Regions from separate parts of the Homo sapiens genome. Here region 1 is linked to region 2. Evidence: chromatin contacts called from ENCODE Hi-C or POLR2A ChIA-PET data. All regions are on one chromosome and are shown on one strand. Each heading gives the region's core, a stretch centred on a gene start or an enhancer-like site at or near the end of the contact. The rest is flanking DNA. Distances are from core to core; before and after follow the strand shown. Region 1 holds the start of C17orf113 (chromosome 17 open reading frame 113). Region 2 holds the start of KLHL11 (kelch like family member 11).

Region 1 (3,609 bases), core at 856-3,355, 190 kb after region 2:
TCACATCACTGTACTCCAGCCACCCTGGGTGACACAGCGAGACCCTGTCTCTAAAAACAAAAACAAAAGCAAATATGCCCCTCTCCCAATCATCCCTGTCTCAGGAAATGAAATCCATCCTTCTTCCTAGGTGCCCTGTCCAGAAACCTGCCCTTCAATCCCTGTTCTCTTCTACATCCAGAACCTGCTCCATCCATAGGTCTTGTTGATTCTTCCTCCAAAATCCACTTCTAACTTGTCCCTTCTCTCCACACCACTGCCTGGCGGCCTTGTCCAGGCCACCTTTATCTTTTGCCTGGACGAGTGCAGTTGCTTCCTGACTGCACACTGGGTTTCCATTCTTAACCTCTCTTAACCAGAGGGGGGCTTTTAAAAATATACCACTTTAGTGAGCCGAGATCATGCCACCGCACTCCAGCCTGGGAGACAGAGCAAGACTCCATCTCAAAAAAAAAAAAAACAAAAATACTGCTTTAGACCCCTCCACAACCACCCACTCCTCTAAGGCCAGTGCCAGAATTCCTTTGAGGTCTGCCAAATGCCCAGGGCTACTGACCTCTCTGGTGGCCACTTGTGTCTCCCTTCCTTCCTAGTAACACCACCCTTCTCTCTGGGTTCCTCCAGAGTGCCAGGTTCCCATCCCCCGGGTCCTTTGCCCGTGCTGTCCCTTCTTCCAGAATATTCCCAGCTGCCCTCCCAATGCTTTACCTGGCCTGTTTCATTTCCCCTTTGGCCTTAGCTTAACCATCCATTCCCAGGAAGTCCCTTCTTTTCTGTCATTGCTCCCTGTTTGTTCTCTCCATTCCATGCTCCACAGATTACAAATCTCTGCTTCTATCTGTGTAGTTCTCTTGCTTCATCCTCTCTCCACCCCCCTTCTCATGCACGTTCCCTGAGGGCAGGAAAGGTAACTAACTTCTTCATGTCTGAATCCCAGAGATGGGTACAGTGCCTGACACCCAGCAAGTGCACCACACAGTTGGGCAGTGAATAAGAAAGAGCAGGTTCCCAGGCAGAGAGGGCAGTGGAGCCAGCCCTTGGGCACCTTTTAGGTGATTAAAACAGCTGCCTTTGACATCCTTTCCTCCCAAGATCCTGTGATTCTATGACCTTGCCCAGCCCACTATGCACAGGATCTCAGAATGGGGGCAGAGGGGTGCAAAAGCAAGGTGATGCCCTTCTGGAATTTTGTCAGATCCTTTCCATGTACATCGAAGCTGCCTATCCTGCCCATTCTGCAGAACAAAAGGCAGGTAGGTAGAGCCCAGGAAGGTGGAGATTCTAAAACGGCTCTGTCCAACACAGCAGCCACTGGCCACTGCAGCTATTGTAAATGCAGCTGTTTAAATTACTTAGAATTAAATAAAACATTAGCATTCAGCTCACACTAGGCACTTTTCAAGTGCTTAGTAGCCAATGTGGCTAGTGGCTATTGCATTGGACAGCACATTTACATCATCCCAGAAAGTTCTATTGGACAGAGCTGCTATAAACAGGTCAAATTCCATTGACATTCTCCCCACCTCAACCTCAAGGAAACAGGCTGAGTGGAGTGAGGTGTAAACAAAACTCCATGGGTCCAGTTGTGACCAAGGCTGACCAGGAGGGCACACTTGCTGCAGACACAGGTCTCCTCTCATTTCTCTCCACACCCTGACCAGCCGGATGGGAGCAGGAACAACTTGACAAGGACCCCAAGGCATGTAAGCCTCAAACAGTATTCATGTGGCCCCAGAATGTGGGTCCCGAGCCTCCTCCCCGGGCTCCTGGGGGCCCCTTGCTTTGGGACCCCACTAAGAGAAGTCCAGCACTCAGCAGACAGGGCCGGGCGCCCCCTGCTCTGACAGCCCTGGTGAGAAGGGGCTCCCCTGCACCTCTTCTCACGCATCCTCCCGGGGGCTGGGACGGGGAGGGCTGAGGAACTTCCTCTGGGGGGCGCGCGGTGACAGAGCCCTCGGTGGGTCCCGCAGAGGCACTGAGCCTCCGCCCGCCCGTCCCGCCCGCTCCGGGAGGGGGCGTCCAGCCCGGCCTGGCGCCCCCGCCCCGTCCGCTCGCACTCACGGAGACACAGGAGCCACCATCTTGGGCGGTGGACGCTCTGGCCGCGGTCTCCTTGGGCTCCACGGAGCGACAGCAGCCACTAGCGGCAACGGGGGCGAAGAGGCGCCAGCAGCCAGCGCCGGCCAGGGTCCCGGGCAGGGCGGGCGGCGCCCCCGGGGCTCACCTGGCCGCGCCCACCTGCGGCGCCTCCCGCCCAGCGCGCTCAGCCCGGCCCCGGCCCCACCCCCCAGCCCCTGCCGCCCCACGCGCGGCAGCAGGAGCCAGAGGCTAGACCGCAGGCAGCGCGGTGCCGGGGTTCATTCGGTCCGCGCATGTATCCGGGGTTCCTCGAGGGGCTCACAGCCTAAGCCACAGACAGGTAGAGCGCGGTAGAGGCTGCAAAGTGTTCTGAGAGTTTGGAAGCAAGTGCTTTGGGATCACGAAGGAGCGGGCGACCAGCTGAAGGTCTGCAGGGCGGGTCAATTAGGGTTCGCAGCATTCTGGGTAAGTGAACTTTTACTAGGGGAAGGGCACTCCAGGCCGTGGGATGGCAGAGCAAGGATTCCTCTGGAAGTTGACAGGTCGCTGCAGGTTCATGAAGAATTGGGGTGGGTGGGGGCAGTGCCTGATGCTGGATGGCTCTAGGGGAATGCTGGGGATTTTGACCTTCCCACCTGGTGGGAAGCCTCCTCCGGAGGAGTTGGAACTGGGAAGCTTATTGTTTTAGCCTAGTGAGTTATTTGCAGTGGGGTTGACAGAGTGGGGAAGAGGGAGGGAGGTTGGCGTGACCTTTTTCTAAAACTCTGATACACAGCCGACCCTCATCCCGGTCTGCGTTACTCTGAGAGGTGAATTGAGGAGCTTCCCTGCAAGAGGAATGTGCAGACGTGGAGGTGTGGAGTCCAGAGGCCTGGGATGGAGCTCCAGTTATATTTAACTCTGAGGCCTTGGACTGGACACTTAGCTATGAGCCTGTTTCCTCATCTGTAAAGTGGGAATTACAACTTGGGGAGGAGGCTAGGGCAGGACAGAAATGGGTCTGAAGACCAAATGAGGTGCTAGGTGTGGAGGCCATTCAGAGAGGGGGCTGGCCTGCTGCTGTGGATCAAGGGCATGTCCAGACAATGACCCAGTCTCCCCTTCCAGACAGCACAAAGTCACCCAGAAATGCCTTCCAGTCCCCTCACAATTGGGTACGCTGCTCTTCTGCAAAAGGCCTAGGGTGCATGTTGATTTGAGGTCCCAGCCCCACCAGTGGCTGCTGGGAACTCCTCTGCCCCAGCATCCTCCATGCAGCACTGCTCTGTGCCACCCACCGTCTGCCTCTGACATTCACTGTGAACCCCAGCCCCAGAGCTGCTGGGATGGAGCGCGAATCACATGCACACACACGTGTGGCCGCCTGACTCCTGGCTACACTCAAATGAAGGGAGATGTTGCAGCCCCCACAGCTGCCCCCGAGTGGCACCACACAGCCCTCAGGTCTAGAATTCTGCACCCTGAAAGGGTCAGGTTGGGGGTAGGTCTTCTTGGATGGCATTTTGCTGCGGAACAGCCACCTTAAGTGTC
Region 2 (3,955 bases), core at 883-3,382:
AGGCTCAAGCGATTCTTGTGTCTCAGCCTCCCCAACAGCTGGGATTACAGGCACACCACCACGCCCGGCTAATTTTTGTACGTTTAGTAGAGACAGGGGTTTCACAATGTTGGCCAGGCTGGTCTCGAACTCCTGACCTCAAGCATCCACCCACCTCGGCCTCTCAAAGTGCTGAGATTACAGGCGTGGGCCACCGCGCCTGGCCGCCACATCCTTTTTTCAGCACAGCACTATTCATCAAATCAGACTGCATCATTCCTCTGCCCCAAACCTTCCCATTTCAATCAGAGTAAAAGCTCATGTCCTTCCACAGGCCATCAAGGCCCTACGGGATCTGGATCCCTGCCCATTACCATCCTGGGGCTTCTCCTGTTCCTCTCATCCTGCATCCCTTTGATACAGCCACACTGGCTCCCCACTGTTCTCTAACATACAAGCTCCACCTCAGAGCCTCTGTACCTGTGTCCCCTACCTGACACAGTCTACCTTACCTCCTTCGGTTCTTAGCAAAACGTCTTCTTCATAGGGCATTCTCTATCCACCCAATTTGGAAAACACTTCCTCTCCCCCAGCAGTTTCTATGTACTCCCCCCATGCTTTATTTTTCATCAGTGATGACAATCATCCAACAGGCTATACATTTAACAATCATCCAACAGGCTATACATTTTACTTATTTACCGTCCATCTACCAACCTAAGTGCGATAAGGAAAAGGACTTTTGTCTGTTTTGATCACTGCTGAAACCCTAGCACCTTAGAATCCCGCATCTGAGCTGATGCGTAATAGGCGCTCAATAGGCATTTTTGTTAATGTATCTGTAAGATGATAATTGCCAAAACAAACGCCTCTCCATCTCTATAAACGGTATTACCTGCCTTCTAACCAGTCTCTGGAGCATTCCTGCTCCCTACAATCCGTTTAACACAGTGGCAGAATAATATTAAAATATTTAAATGAGCTATTTCTTTACCCAGCTTCCTATCACACTTAGTGAAATCCAAACTCCTTATTCCAACGCATCTCACGCATCCTTCTCCCCTTCATCCACTAGATCCAGCCTCACTGGACTATATTTTAATTCTCTTCTCTAAGCCAAACTGGATCCTGCCTGAGGGCGTTTGCGCTGTCTGGAATATTCATTCCCCATCTTTGCACGGTCAGTTATTTTTTGACATTCAGAGGTCGATCTAAACTTCACCTCTTCAGAAAGATCTTTATTCAATCCCTAGCCTTTCATTCCTTTTGAACGTCAGCACAACAGTTACCACATACTGACTTTCCTTTTCATCACTTTTGTCCCATCACCTAGTATCTGAGCTCCTTGGGCGCGGGGCGCCCTCGCCGGACCTGATGGTGCATCCTCCTCGCCCACCGCGGTGGCTGCCCCCAAGCAGGCGCTCAGCGAGTGTGAAACCAATGCATTCACTCAGGACTCGCGAGCTGCCGTGGCAGGCACTGCCCTCCCCTCCGCCAGCGAGCATCTCCCCCTCTCCGCGCCCGCCGCCCTCCGCGCTCCCGCCTCCCTCGCCTACCTGTCGGCCAACTCCAGCACCTCGTGCACGCTGCCCGTGCTGACGCGGATGCGCCCGGTGTACATGTACTCGATTACGGCTTCCACTGTGTCGGGTTCGGGCCCCGGCTCGGAGCTCCACTTGCGCATCTCCACCCGTCCCGAGCGGGACTCGGAAAACTGGCCCGAGAGCAGGGGCGTGAAGTACTCGGTGGCGGCAGCCAGTACCGAGCGGTGGGCCCGGAACTCGCGGCCTCCAGCCCCGCCGAAGCACAGGGTAATGTCGCAGAAGAGGCCCTGGCGCCGCTGCTCGTTCTGCCGCCAGGACAGCTCTGAGCAGTGAGAGCTGCACTCGAAATCCTCGGCTTCTGGGCCCGGATCGCCCCCGCTCGCCTCCATTGCAGAGATCCCCGGCCCAGGCCCGAAGTCCACCGTGCCGCTGCCTCGGACCTCGGCGGCCAGTCCTGCCGAGCCGGCGGCGGCCGTCTCCATGCTCTCCATCTCCAGTACCTGAAGAGATGCAGCCGCGGCCGCCGCCGCCGCCGCCGCCACTGCCGCAGCCGCCATCTTGACGCCGCTGCGCCCGGCCTCCACAGCCTCGGAACGATGCGGCTGTTGGTACGACACAGAGGGATTCTGGGATTAAATAGTGCGCGCGGGGCGGGGCCAGGTCGCCCGCCGGCCGCACATGCGCCGCCTCGCCTCCAGCAGCGCCGCCTCGCCTCCAGCAGCGCCGCCTCGCCTCCAGCAGCGCCGCCTCGCCTCCAGCAGCTCTGCCTGCCTTGGTGAGGTCCGTCAGTAACAGTCGCCCAGTCCAGAAGACTTCGCCCCAGGCCTACCCCCAGGGCGTCGGTGCGAGTATGGCTCGCTTCCTTTCCTTAGTGGGTAGCATGCTCTCTGCAGTCATTTTGTCGAGTAAAGCCACCTTAGACCATCACCTGTTGTTAAAGCCTTGAGTGGCAATACAGGATTTTTATAAGATCTAGCCCCAGCTAAGTGGATGAGGGATGAATGAGTTACTCGTTATCCGTTTTTTTTTTTGTTTCTTTTTGTTTTTGTTTTGTTTTGGGTTTTTTGTTTTTTTTTTTTTTGAGACGGAGTCTCGCTCTGTCGCCCAGGCTGGAGTGCAGTGGCGCGCTCTTCGCTTATTGCAACCTCCGCTGCCCGGGTTCAAGCGATTCTTGTGCCTCAGCCTCCCGAGTAGCTGGGACTACAGGCGCCCGCCACCACTCCAGGCTAATTTTTTTTTTTTTTTTTTTTTTGAGACGGAGTCTCGCTCTGTCGCCCAGGCTGGAGTGCAGTGGCGCGCTCTTCGCTTATTGCAACCTCCGCCGCCCGGGTTCAAGCGATTCTTGTGCCTCAGCCTCCCGAGTAGCTGGGACTACAGGCGCCCGCCACCACTCCAGGCTAATTTTTTTTTTTTTTTTTTTTTTGAGACGGAGTCTCGCTCTGTCGCCCAGGCTGGAGTGCAGTGGCGCGGGTCTCGGCTCACTGCAACCTCCGCCTCCCGGGTTCACGCCATTCTCCTGCCTCAGCCTCCGGAGTAGCTGGGACTACAGGCGCCCGCCACCATGCCTGGCTAAGTTTTTGTATTTTTAATAGAGACGGGGTTTCACCGTGTTAGCCAGGATGGTCTCGATCTGCTGACCTCGTGATCCACCCGCCTCAGCCTCCCAAAGTGCTGGGATTACAGGCATGAGCCACCACGCCTGACCGTAGATGAGCATTTTTAAAACCATATATACTGAAACTATTAGTACAGTTCAGGCCAGGCCAGGCACAGTGGCTCACGCCTGTAACAGCACTTTGGGAGGCCAAGGAGGATGGATTGCTTGAGTCCATGAGTTCCAGAAGAGCCTGGGAAATACAGCAGAACCTTATCTCCACAAAAAATACAAAAGTTAGCCTGGAGTGGTGGCATGCTCCTGTAGTCCCAGCTACTTGGGAGGCTGGAGTGGGAGGACTGCTTGAGCCCAGGAGATGGAGGCTGCAGTGAGCTGTGATGGTGCCACTGTACTCCAGCCCTGGGGCGACAGAGTGATACCCTGTCTGGAAAAAAGTACAGTTACAAAGGAATACAGATCAAAGGATATGGATGCCAGGAGCCAGCAGTATGCCTTCATTGTTACTATATAGTTTATTTAAACCAGACTATGATAATACAGAGAAGAGACTGAGGTGGCAGCTGCCCAGAATCTTTGTGGATTACAGATGCAAAGTAGTTAGGAGTCCTTGGACCCACACTTCAGTTACAGACAGACAAATCAGCTGCATAAATACAGAGAACATAAGACACAAGACATTTCACAGCTTTCTGCATTTCCATTTTAAATGTATGTATGTTACAACTTTACATATTAAGTTACTACTCCACATATTTTGTGACAATGGCTAAGGATGCAATGGCCCCATCCCCCTGACATAAACAGACTCTGGTCTGCA

What was found. A loop is a pair of places that touch in the nucleus more often than their neighbours do. ChIA-PET counts read pairs that join two places held with the same protein, here RNA polymerase II (POLR2A). Pooled maps may share reads with other maps.
Region 1: a pooled map shows a loop between it and region 2 (3-fold over the local background). The contact joins the promoter of C17orf113 here to the promoter of KLHL11 in region 2. A Hi-C loop is called at or near these places in 2 of 50 pooled maps. POLR2A ChIA-PET finds 5 or more read pairs at or near these places in 4 of 52 experiments (GM12878, HEK293, activated CD4-positive, alpha-beta T cell and 1 more).

The regions. Positions count from the first base shown.
Region 1 is chr17:42,048,496-42,052,104 of GRCh38, forward strand. C17orf113 (chromosome 17 open reading frame 113) reads right to left here and starts at 2,106. Exons shown (of 3, transcript NM_001358661.2): 1 at 2,062-2,106. The region is part of intron 2 of ZNF385C (zinc finger protein 385C); the gene reads right to left. RefSeq lists silencers at 1,915-2,114, 2,195-2,264 and an enhancer at 2,884-3,385.
Region 2 is chr17:41,863,291-41,867,245 of GRCh38, forward strand. It overlaps KLHL11 (kelch like family member 11), which reads right to left and starts at 2,133. Exons shown (of 2, transcript NM_018143.3): 1 at 1,536-2,133. The coding sequence starts at 2,080. ACLY (ATP citrate lyase) reads right to left here. Exons shown (of 29, transcript NM_001096.3): 29 at 3,628-3,955. RefSeq lists enhancers at 64-573, 2,317-2,817, 2,818-3,318 and a silencer at 2,094-2,283.